2 separate regions of the Mus musculus genome follow, and region 2 is linked to region 1. A link is a contact called in ENCODE Hi-C or POLR2A ChIA-PET data. All regions are on one chromosome and are shown on one strand. The core of a region is the stretch at or near the end of the contact, and the rest is flanking DNA. Distances in the headings are between cores, read along the strand shown. Region 1 holds the start of Mir22hg (Mir22 host gene (non-protein coding)). Region 2 holds the start of Slc43a2 (solute carrier family 43, member 2).

Region 1 (5,976 bases), core at 1,196-3,695:
ACACTGTTTTGTAGATGAAGAAAACACCATTCCGAAGCTCACTGCCAGTCAGCACTGGAACTGGAATTTGTTTGGCTAATTCAGTGGTTCTCAACCAGGGTGGATTTGGACTCCCCAGGGGATATTTGGGGACACTTCTGGTCGTCATAATTGGGATCATGTGCTACTGGCACCTAGGGTAGAGGCCAGGGTGGTACTGACCTTCCTACTATGAACAGGGCAGCCATGTACATAAATTCTCTCGATCAAAACATCAACAGTGCTAAGGTTGAGAAATCTCAGGCTGAAACCCTGTCATTTGGCCTTGAGGTGGGTGGGAGGAGGTTAGAGAGTGGAATAAAATCAGAAGGGCCACCACAGAGGCCTCGAGTGAGGAGGGAACAGGGCTCCTATGCTAGGGATAATGGAGAATAGGGCAGCTTGTTGAAACTTTTCTTTCTTCCAAGCTTGGCTAGAGCCCTGCTCAATTTCCCCCAACTCTGCCAAGTCAGTCCCGGGACTTCGCACTAAGTTTGTCCTGGAGTGACCCTGACTCCAGCTTGGAGCTGGGGCAACACATTTACCTGGGTCTTCCCAGGAGTGGGTTAAAAGTCAAAGATAAGTGGCATCTGAGAAGTTAAAAGTGGGGTGAGTGGGTAAAGGCAGGAGGACCCCATCAATCAGCTGACCTAGGAAGGAAGAGAGCAACTGAAGCAGCAAAGAGCTGGTCCAGGAGACTGGATTCTGACCCACTAGGCTTATCTTCCACAGCCTTTCTTGTTTAGGCTTGGGCTCAGTTTCCCTGCATCATCCGCAGGAGCCCCTGGAGCACCCACATTCAGCCGGCCGCCAGGACAGGCTCCCCAGCAGTGGCCTCCCCACTAACTGACAGTGGTGACAGGAAATATCTCCCATTCCAATCTCCTCAGAAGTCTGAATAAGTAAGGGACAGATGTTGGGGAGAGGCGTCACTCTTGGGTTGATGAAGAAAAGATCATGAGAAGCATACATTTTACCCGCTATGGTTGGGGTTCCATTACCACCCATGGCGGGGTTGAGGGGGAAGGGCAGAAAAAAGGAGATGGAGAAGGACAGACACGTAAGAAGGAGGATGTGGTTAGGGCTGATTCGTCCCCTGGGGTCGAACAATCAGCTGTTACTGGGGCGGAAGGCAGGAAGTCTCCTTAAAGACACAATATTCTGAACGTTGAACTCAGGATTTGAAGCAAGCCCAGCAGTCACCTTAGTGGAGCCCATACTTAATTTAACACAGAAGCGGCTATCTCAGGCTTCCCTCTCATTTCTTTGTCTCAGATGCTCTCACTTAGAAAGCTTAGATGCTCTTAGAAATGACTCAAAAGTCAAGAACCCCAGGCCACAAGTTTCTCTTTGGGGGTGGGGAGGGAGTGAAGAGGTGGTCCCAGTCTTGTCCCTTTAAATAAGCAATTCAGCAGCTTTTGCCAAGTCATTGGGTTCATTTCGGTTTTTGCCCATCCCCCGCCTTTCAGACTCTGATTGGCCCCTAGGGAAGGAGCCGCCTCTTCATTGGTCTCCACCTTTGAAATCACTTCCCTAAGTAGGCCTGAGTCAGAGAAGCGTTTCGGAGGGCGGGACTGAATGGGTGTTAATCTTAGAACCGGGTTTCTGGTTGATACTACTTTGGTAAAGATCTTCCCCTAATTTTTAAAAAGACGCTTCCTCTCTAAAAGTGAGGGCGAATCCTTTGTTAAGAACGTGCCCCTTGAGAAGCCGTGGGCTCTTCAGCGACTAAGACGAGACATTCACTAGAAAAGATTTCACTAAACCCACGAGGGATAGACTAGACCTCCAGTGAAGATTGGGCCTGTGCGGGTGACATTTGTCCCTATACCCCGAAGACCTCGAGCTAGCTCTCCAGTGAAGACTGGGGCCGTGCGAGTGACAGTGGTCCCTATACCCCGAAAAAAAAAAAGTCCTATTTGTGGAAAAAAAAAAAGACTTCGGGTGTTCTGCTGCATCGGTGGCTGGCTTCCATCTTTAGTTCTACTCACTCCTGTTGCTTCGCGTGCTCCACCTTCGCTTAGCTCAGGCCTCCTGTGAATCAGTTTTGAGGCTAAAAGAAGTTCCAAGAAGGAGGGGCTGTAGCCCTTTAAGGACTTCCCCGCGACCGAGTCAGAGATCAGTTTAAAAATGCCAACTCACAGAGCGCGCTGCATTCTGGGAAGCTGAGTGTCACCGTAAGAACTTCATTGACCGGAATGCACTGCAAAAATACACGCCTATACTTCCTTCTGCTCTTTAAACTGTAGTTTGACGTAAAGCTGGTCTAAGCAAGTCGCCTAGGCCGAGGGTTAGCCACACCTTTTCAGCCATTGGCCAGTTGGTTAGTTGGTAGGCGTGGCTTAGAGAAGCTCCTCCAGGCAAGGGGGTGGCCTCCTTGCCAATCAGAGCCCAGACGCCTGAATGGGCGGGAGTAAGCAGAGGTGCTGGCGCCCCCGAGTGGGTGTGGTCACGTTGCCCAGCAATGGGCGGTGATTGGCCCTGGGTGGTTCATTCGCAGCTCGTGCGTCACGACGCCGCCAGCTGATCGGAGACTGGAGCCGGTGTGTGCTGGGCGCTGGGAAGAGACAGAGCGGTCGGCCGTGCGGACAGGTCGCAGTGATTTTGCTCCTCTGTCCACAGCAACCCCCGCACCCAGCATCAGGTGGGTGTGATCTGGGGACCCGGTCATCCCGGGGGGAACCGCGGTAACCGGGTGATGGGGAAAGTAGGGTCCTGACGGCCACACCCTGCCCTTCTGGGGGAGGGGAGAGGGGGCGGCGGGGACAGGGGCGCTCTTGGGAGAGGAGCCTGGACTCTCCCGAGTAGTGTGTCTGGACGTTTAAAGAGAGAGTCCCGGACAGGAGTCGTGGCAGAAGGTTTGGAGAAGTAACTGGGGAGGAATATGAGAGGCCAGAGGGCCGGGGGCGTCTAACCCCGACGCCCTTTGGTTTGAGGATGCCCGAGCTGACCATTTAGCCTAGGGAGGATCTGGACGAGCGAGGGGTGCGGAGGTGCATTGCCTCTACCGGCGCTGACTGGGTCAGGGCCAGTTCAAGTCCCTGGCAGGGAAGGGGTCGCTGGGCGGTCCGGCCCCTCCTCTCGTTCCCTCCCGGGGATGTTATGTAAGGGGGGAGGGGAAAGGAGTAGGGGGCGGCGGTGCGGAGGCCTTATGCAACCCAAAGGTTAGGGTTTCACCGCGGGTTGGGCGGAGGTTGGGGGGGCGGACAGGAGGAGTGCCTGGAAACTCTACCCGCACCCCCCCTCCCAGCCTAACTGGCTGTCTTGGACAGAGAGAAGGTCACCTTTGCACCTCCCCCCTAGTATGTCCGGTAGAGAGGCCCCTAGCCCGGGCTTGGCCTGACTGCCTGGGAAGCCGGCTGGCTGGGTGGGGCGCCTGGGTTAGTCATCGCTGGGCTCCCTCTCTCCCCACCTCCTGGCCAACTCTTGGCCCCTCCCCACGGCCTCCGGTTAGGCTAACGTTCCCACCTCCCTCTGGCCCTAGTTTCAGTCTCCAACTCATTTGGCCTGTCACCCTGGCTGTTAGAGTAGGCTAGAAGCTGTCATGGTGCCAGAGAGTTGATGGAGCAGCTGGTCAGAGGGTCAGTGCCCTGGGCCCACCCCGCCCCGCAGCCAAGGGCACCTGCTTGGCACAAACTCTCAGCAGCCAGTGAACCCTGTGGCCTGAACAGAGCTATCCTGGGCAGAGAGAAGTGGACAGAGACTGATCACCTAGGAGAAGGAAGATCCGACAAAGTTTATACTTCCCAAGAGGCTTTTGGAATTTGAAAGTTGCCCACCCTAGTGTAATCTTTCCACTCTCTGAAAATAGAAATCCCAAGGCAAAGTCTCCTTGGCCCTTCTATCTGGCAGTGGCCATGTCCTTGGACTGACTGTGCAGAACCACCCTCTCGGGCTCCCAGCCCTCTAGCCTGCCACGCCCCCAGCCCCCTCCCTGAGCCATGCTGTAGGGCCCCGGCTTTTACTGCTGATTCATGCGTTGGAACTGTGGGGGCGGGGCTTGGAACTTGGAACAAAGTTCAGACGTGGAGGGGCCGGCAGACAGCCTGGAATTCATACCAGATGTACCCGGAATGTGCAAGCGGAATGCCTGGCATCTCTAGTCCTGAGGAAGCTGCCCAGCCACCCTACCCATACCTCCCTCCCCTCCTGCCTTTGGTCAGCTGTCCTCCCTCAGACTCCTGAGAGCCCCTGCTGACCTTCCAACTCTAGTGCCCCTCCCATTTCTAACCCTACACAAACCCTCCTTGCTGCTGAATTCCCTAAGAACAAGTCATTTGAGTTGATCACAGAGCTCATATTTCTGAAGTACATTTTTTTTTTTAACTTGGGACTTGGGTTCTACACCCTGCCCTTTGAATGCCGAAGATGCTGGGCTCCTTAGCAGGTTGCCAAGAGTTGCCAGCTCCTAGTCTGTAAAGGGGCACAAAGCAAGTGCATTTAGAAGCCTCTTGCTTCTTATTCAAGAACCCCTCATTAGAAGGTACTGAAAGTCAGCTAGAGCCAGGTTTGGATGGCCTCTGGGTCGCTGGCCCTGTCACCCAGCTTTCCTGTTTTTTTTTTTCCTCCCCTTCCTTTTAGGAACCTGTGCCTCCCACACCCTCACCTGGCTGAGCCGCAGTAGTTCTTCAGTGGCAAGCTTTATGTCCTGACCCAGCTAAAGCTGCCAGTTGAAGAACTGTTGCCCTCTGCCCCTGGCTTCGTGGAGGAAGAGGAGAAGCAGCAGCTTTGCCTATCATCCGGAAGGTGACAGAACTGGGGTGGGAAGGTCTGGACAGCTGGGGTGATGGCTTTATGGGAGGGAAACCCTGGTCCTCTGGGGAGCCCTTACCCCCACTGGCCCAGTGAAAGATTTAGGTTAAAGGCACTGTCTATAAATTGGGGAATAGGTGACTCCACCTCCCCAAGATTAGTTGATGTCTGTGTGGCAGTGGGAAGAAATAGAAGGAAAAGTCTGTCTGTTTACTGAGACTTCCTTGTAGGCCTGCCTTTCTTATCTTCATCATCACCATGCCAACACACACACACACACACACACACACACACACACATACACACACATACACACACACACACACACACACACTTTCCTTTCCATGAGGTCCAAAAGTAAATGTACTCAGGAAGGGGGACATTGAAACTCCGTTCTAAGTAGTCATTTGTGTATTTACTTTTTTTGTTTATTTGTTTGTTTGTCTTTCGAGACAGGGTTTCTCTGTATAGCCCTGGCTGTCCTGGAACTCACTTTGTAGACTAGGCTGGCCTCGAACTCAGAAATCTGCCTGCCTCTGCCTCCCAAGTGCTGGGATTAAAGGCGTGTGCCACCACCGCCCGGCTGTATTTACATTTCTTTATTTATTTTTAGTCTGGCCCAGATTTTGGGTTTAGGGGTACTTACCCTTACACCTGTGGATTTTTCCACCTGTATAATGGGGAATCCCATAGATAAGTAGGCAGGAGGGCATTAAAAGTCCACCAGTGGTGACTCAGAGCCTGGGCTCTTCTCTTCTCGTGGATGGAAACGAAACAGCTCTTCACATGAACTGTTGTCCTTCCCCCACCCCCTGACTACTCACCCAGCTCAGGGGGATTAGGATGGAAGGAAAGGCTATGGTTAAGTCCCAGGCAAGCTCGTGGGAGGCTAGTCCTCTACTGGCTTCTCACCATGCATGGGTGGTCCAAGGCTTTCCCTCCACCTAAAGCAAAACTGTAGCTCTTGGTTGGGTTCTAGCAACCACTGCCATTTATTTTCTGCCTTTGCTTTCCAGGATAGTGAGACTCTGCTCAATACTGTGCAGGCAAGAAATTGTCAGGGGAGATGGGTTGTATGATATGAGTCCCTTCTGCTGCCTCTAGCTCCTGATTCATTCTCACGTATGGGCTTGGTCTCTGATTGTGGTTCACCTTTGGCCCAGTCTTCCTAACAGAAGATGGGTTCAGGGGGTACAGGAGGCTGTT
Region 2 (5,976 bases), core at 1,901-4,400, 71 kb after region 1:
CCTGACTTATTTCTTTAAGACTTGCCAAAAGTCCTGGAAGTCTAGCCTGGGCACTCTCAATTTAAAAAGAAGAAGAATAAAGGCTGAGCTAGCGGGGCCGGATCGAGAAGGAAAATAAATAAATAAGGGCTGGAGAGATGGCTCAGCGGTTAAGAGCACTGGCTGCTCTTCCAGAGGTCCTGAGTTCAATTCCCAGCAACCACATGGTGGCTCACAACCATCTGTAATGGGGTCTGATGCCCTCTTCTGGAGTGTCTAAAGACAGCTTCAGTGTACTTACATATAATAAATAAATCTTTAAAAAAAGAAGAATGAGAAGGAAGAGGAGAAGGAGTGGTAGTTTCATCTCAACAGGACTCAAGGACTTCTTGTTTCATTTGAACAAGCCACCTAGCCCCTCAGTTTTTCATCTGGAATGTAAGGATAACGGCTGTATCCAGGGCAGTTGTAGGGATGGAGTAGTAGCATGCAGTGTAAAAGCACCCAGTGCAAGTTCAGCCATCAGTAAAGGCAGTTATTATTGATCCTATCCAGCACCCTGCGATCTTCTGTCCTTGAACCTGGTGCTTTTCACTTGCTCATGTGTTTTCCTTCCAGGACTCATATTGGGCACCTAGGACTGAGGCATGCCTGCCCCCAAGAAATTCAGAGCCAGCGGGAAATGGGGATACAGATTATAAGGCATTACGGTCAGCAGACAAAGAAAGCAAAAGGCAATATAGAGAGTGGCCAGGGAAGGCTTCCCAGAGGAGGTGCTGCCCAAGGGAGGGTCACTAGCGAGAGCAGCACAAAGCCAGAGCCACAGCAGTTCCCCAGAGGGGAGCATCCAGTGGGAAATGGGGAGGAGGAAGCAGCATGGTCCAGTCAGTTGGGGAACTTGAACTTTATCTTGAAGAACAAGGTAAAGAGTTTCTGCGGGATCTAGCAATAGGTCAGGTTTATCAAGGTCAGGTTTACATTTCCCACAATTCACTGCGGGGTAGATATGTGATGCAGAGATTGATGGATGAGTAGTTGTGTCCCAGGGACAGAAATGGGCAGATAAGATAAACAGGACACCAGGTTATCCTGGTGCAGTGGGGGCAGGGGAGGGGCAAGGCTCACAGTAGATAACATTAACTATTGTGTTAAATGTTTAGTTCACAGTGTCTAACATCATTACATGTTAGTAGCTCAGTAGGGTGCCTTTGAGCCCCCTAGCACGAGGCGGCAGAGGGCAGCCTGGATTACATAGCCAGTTCCAGGATGGCCAGAGCTACATAGTGAGATCCTGTCTCAACACTTCCCCAGACACACACACAGACACACACAATCTGAGGGAGAAGGGGGCACTATTTATTTGAAGAGGGGGAGGGAACATTTTAGATATATGTCTGGAGAAGGTCCTCAAGCAGATTGCTTAGGAAAAGGATTGAAGGGCTTAATCTATTGGCAGATAGTAGGTCCAATTTGGAGCTTATGAGATTTCTGCACAGTAGGTCATCAGGCCCCCAAACCCACCAGCAAGCCTAGACCAAGTCTGGGAGAGCATGCACTAGCAGAATGGCTGGCGAAGGTTCTGGGCACCAGGGGGCGCACTCGAGCTGAGGGAAGCTGAGTCAGGCTGCTGGGGACACCCTTAGCTCTAAAGCAAGCCGGCTCTTGAAGTGTGGAGAATCTGAGGGATACCGAGTGTTTTCTGAGGGGAGGTTAGTGCCTCTCGTCAGGGAGACTCGGACGGACAGCCAAATCTTTCGTGCTGAGGCTCCATTCCACGTCCAAGCAGGTCCTCAGAGCAGCGCAGCTCCGCTGATGATACAGAAAGGACGGAGCTCTTTGGACCCCTAGTGATCTATCGCGCTCTCCAAAGTCAGACTTAGACTAACTAGGTGCTCGGGATTGCTCACAGCATGAAGAAGGGTGGACGAGAAAGTGTGCCAGCCACATGAAAGAGTCGTTTGGGAAAGTGGGAGGGCAGGGCATGCCAAGGTGACCGGCCTGAACACTGACCGGTCTCTGAAGGCACCGAGAAAAGAGGGCGCGGGATGGGGATGGCGACAACTGGAGGACCAGGGGCTCTTAGTCCAAAATCCTGACTACAGACCCTTAAGGGACACCGATTAAAGACCAGGCAGGAGGCACCTGATTCCAGGCAAGGACCCGGTGAGTCGGGAGATCTAGCAGGGATGCGGTAATTATGCCACGACCTGGGTCGGGGTGTTCTGATACCCGTAGACAGCGCCTGGATAGGACAACGGGGGCTAGGCAGCGAGGAGCCCGGACACAAAGCCCAAGGAGCAGGCCGGGAAACAGCACAAAAGGGCGGTAATGGCCTGCGGAGTTGGAGCATCCGGCCCTGGTTCTCTCCGGGCGAGAACGGTGGTCTATACTGCGGGCCGAACCGCACGGTGCTTGGAGCCCAGCTCGCTGTGGACCAAGACTCCCTGAAACGCTGACCCATGAACTTGACAAGGAAGAGGGCAACGAGAAGGGCGTGGGGCGATGCCCGCGGCGGTCACCGGGTCGAGGGGCACTCCAGTTTAACTGGGTAGAGCTGGGCCTGCCCGAGCCGCCCCCCAGCCCCCCCATTCCTCTTGTTTGTCTCCAAGTCCGGCCGGAACCGGCTTCTGCTCGCCGGGGGGCGGGTGGGTAGCTGCTGATTGGCCGACGCCTGTTTCCAGCCCCACTCAGCCAATCAACGGGCGGCAGTGTTTTTCATCTTAGGATAGGAATAAAAGGGCTGGAAATAAAGGGGACAGAAAAGGCGCCGGGCGGGCCCGATACACACTGGTAGGAGCCGGGTGAGCTGGACTCCCAGGATCCGGGTCTCAGACGAGGGTGCGAGAACCTGAAGCCGCTCGCAGGCAGGGGTTGGAGGGAAGGTGCATACTTGTCAGAGGGACGACACCGGGAGGGAGACGTAACGAAAAAGGCCAGGAGGACAGAGGGACGGGATCCGCTTCTATGGAAACGGGCTAATCGCCGGGGTAACAGCCCGACACGGGGGTCGCGCGGTTGGCTCGCGCCGCCGGTTTGAACCGGCTTCGCCTCTCCCATGCGGGGTTCGCGTGGCGGTAGCGCCTAGCGACCTAAACACTAACCAATGGCGCGGCAGTTCCTGTGCGGTCCCGCCAATGAAAGCGCCGTGGGCGGGCCGTTTCGGGGCTCCCTGTGCTGATTTTGTGGTTGAAGGAACAAGCACTAAGGAAGGGTCTCGAGTGCGGGCGGGCGGGAGCCTGTCAGGGTCCCTGGGAGTGGCAGCTCTCAGGTGAGCCTCTGCTCAGGTGACCTTACTACGAGCTGCCTCCCTTTCCGGCCCCCAAAGTGGCTGTTCAGTCTTGCTTGGGATCAGGACCCGCTCCACGTCCTTGAGCATAATTAGCCCTTTTCCAGCTGCCATGCCTCAGTTTACCTCCGAGTGAACTAAGGGAGAAGCCTTTCCTCTTGGCCAGCGGGGCTCCACTGTGGCCTAAGGTAGCGTTACCAGGTAGCTGCGGGTACGGGGTGGCCCAGGTCCCTGACAGGGCTAGGGTTCTTTTCTTTTGCGGCGGGCACCTATAGCCTGGGCTGCAAGGGACTGACAGGCTGTGCGCCAGCGGCTACACGGGTTGGGTAGAGCCACCGCTGAAGCTGAGGTCTGCGCGCAGGTGTCTGCAGAACCGGAGCCCGACCACCGCCACACCGCACCATGGCGCCCACCCTGGCCACTGCCCATCGGCGCCGCTGGTGGATGGCCTGCACCGCTGTGTTGGAAAACCTCCTTTTCTCCGCAGTCCTCCTGGGCTGGGGTTCGCTGCTCATCATGCTCAAGTCCGAGGGCTTTTACTCCTACCTGTGTACGAAGCCAGGTGAGATGGGCGCCTCGGTCGGGGGCAGGTTTCTGGAGTGGGTCTTTGGGAGAGGGCGGTTGGTGGTGAAGATGTAAGCCAGCTATGCCTGCTTGCTGCACAGCGCCTCTAAGTGCCAAAAAGCCCATTTGATCCTCATCCAGCTCTCTGGGTGCGTATCATTATCATCGTCCCTGTTTGTGGATGGAGAAACTGAGGCTGGGACAAGTCTTCCATTTGCCCAAGCTGTAGACTAATAGACTAATAGACTCCTGCGTGCAGTCAGGAACGTTGCTGGCCTTCTGGTCTTCCAGGGCCTGCAGCATTGCTTGCCTTGCAAAAAAAAAAAAAAAAAAAAAAACATGTGTAAGAAAGAGGAACTCTCATAGGCCGGGGTGCAGCAGGAGAGAGGAAGTGGCTTCGCCTCCACCCGAAGGAAGGTTCATCTAGACCTACATGTTTTTAAGTCAGGCCATTATGGAGTCCCCTTAAAGGCTTGCCAAGATAGAATTTCTTGTCTATTTTTGCTGCTTTATGATTCTCCAAAGGCCATTTCCTCTCCTGAACTGTGAGAACATCTCAGTGGCTTTCAAAACATCGTAGGGAGGAAGAGGAAGGGAGACAGTGGTAGAAGGATGCTTAGACTCTCCAGGACAGACTGCAGGCAGGCTGAGGCTGGCCCACACTACCCCCACCCTTCCTTCTGCCACTCCTGTCTTCATACCCTGGTTGCTGTAGGGTCATCAGTGGGGCCGAGTCAGCTGCCATCCTCTCCCCTTCTTAGGCATCCTTGGTAAGAACTGCTTCTTGCCTTTGTCTCTTGTCTCTGCCCCACCCCGTACCCAGGCTTGACTCTGTAGGTCACTGCTGGCATGTCTTTTTTATTTCTAGAGTCCTATTCATTTACTTTTTTACTTTAAATTTTTTCTTACATTTTTTTATTCATTTATGGGGGCCACAGAACTGGATGACTGACAGAGGACTGCTGTCGATGACAGAGGACTGCTGTCGATGACAGAGGACTGCTTTTGGTTGTTGACACTCTTTTTCCACTATGTGAATTTATGAGGTCAAACTCAGGTTGACAGACTTGGTGGCAAGAGGTTCCACGCCCTGAGTGTCATCTCTAAGAAGTGGGCTTGCTATTTATTTTATTTTATTTTCAAAATAGGGTTTCTCTGTGTAGCCCTGTCTGTCCTGGAACTCAACCCCTAGACCAAACTTGCTTCAAACTCAAGGATCTACCTGCCTCTGCCTCTTGAGTCCTGGGATCAAAGTGCACCATTATTGCTGGGCTCTCAAGAATTTTTTTTTCCCTGAGACAAGGTTTCTCTGTGTAGCCTTGGCTGTCCTGGAACTCACTCTGTAGACCAGGCTGGCCTCGAACTCAGAAATCTGCCTGTCTCTGCCTCCTAAATTCTAGGATCAAAGGTGTGCGCCACCACTGCCCGGCTCTAAAAATTTTTTTGTCTGTAAGGTTGTTTGGTCTTTTGTTCTTCACAAAGGATCTTGCTATGTAGCTGAGGCTAGCCTTTAATTTGTAATAATTCCATCTCATTCTCCTAAGTGGTGGGCTGACAAGCCTATACTGCCTCACCCAGCCTCTCATTCTTAGCAGGAAGGGAAAGCCTTGGACCTGCTCCCACTGCCTGGACCCGAGTCAGTTAGTCTTCACTTCCCTTCTCTGATCTGCCCAGAGGATCCTTAGTGTACAGAGCTTAGCAGGAGAGGAGAAAGGTGGGAGAAAGGGAGAGACCAAAGGCCACCTGGGAGAGGGCAGAAAGCCTATCATTTATAACCAACCTTTAGCCTTTAGCACTCAAAAATGTTTCCTAATAGCCTAAGGTTTCTTGGCAGGTCTTTCCCCACATCAGCAAGAAATCTTGAGAGACTGAGAGTCAGACCTTGTTCCCTGACCAAGCTTTCTCTTTTGCTTCTGGGATGTCAGGAGATTAAAGGCCCCTCTGAAAGGAACAGGTGGGAGTGTTGGCTCTCTTTTGTGCCTTTGTTACAGGATACACTGGGGATTTAAAAAAACAGAAAGAAAAAAAAAAAAAACATCAGCCTATGGCAAAGCTTTTACTACCTCATCCTGAGGTCAGATTTTATCTCTTCTCTTCTCTTCTCTTCTCTTCTCTTCTCTTCTCTTTTTTCTTTTTTTTTTTTTTCT

What was found. Hi-C counts contacts between places; a loop is a spot of excess contacts on that map. ChIA-PET counts read pairs that join two places held with the same protein, here RNA polymerase II (POLR2A).
Region 2: a map of v-Abl transformed pro-B cells shows a loop between it and region 1 (2.3-fold over the local background). The contact joins the promoter of Slc43a2 here to the promoter of Mir22hg in region 1. A Hi-C loop is called at or near these places in 1 of 37 maps with a recorded cell type or tissue (v-Abl transformed pro-B cells). POLR2A ChIA-PET finds 5 or more read pairs at or near these places in 4 of 5 experiments (Patski and embryonic stem cell).

Annotation. Positions count from the first base shown.
Region 1 is chr11:75,459,094-75,465,069 of GRCm38, forward strand. Mir22hg (Mir22 host gene (non-protein coding)) reads left to right here and starts at 2,446. Exons shown (of 3, transcript NR_030711.1): 1 at 2,446-2,662; 2 at 4,600-4,764. It overlaps Mir22 (microRNA 22), which reads left to right and starts at 4,623; the gene lies at 4,623-4,717.
Region 2 is chr11:75,528,962-75,534,937 of GRCm38, forward strand. It overlaps Slc43a2 (solute carrier family 43, member 2), which reads left to right and starts at 3,151. Exons shown (of 14, transcript NM_001199283.1): 1 at 3,151-3,453; 2 at 3,627-3,827. The coding sequence starts at 3,668.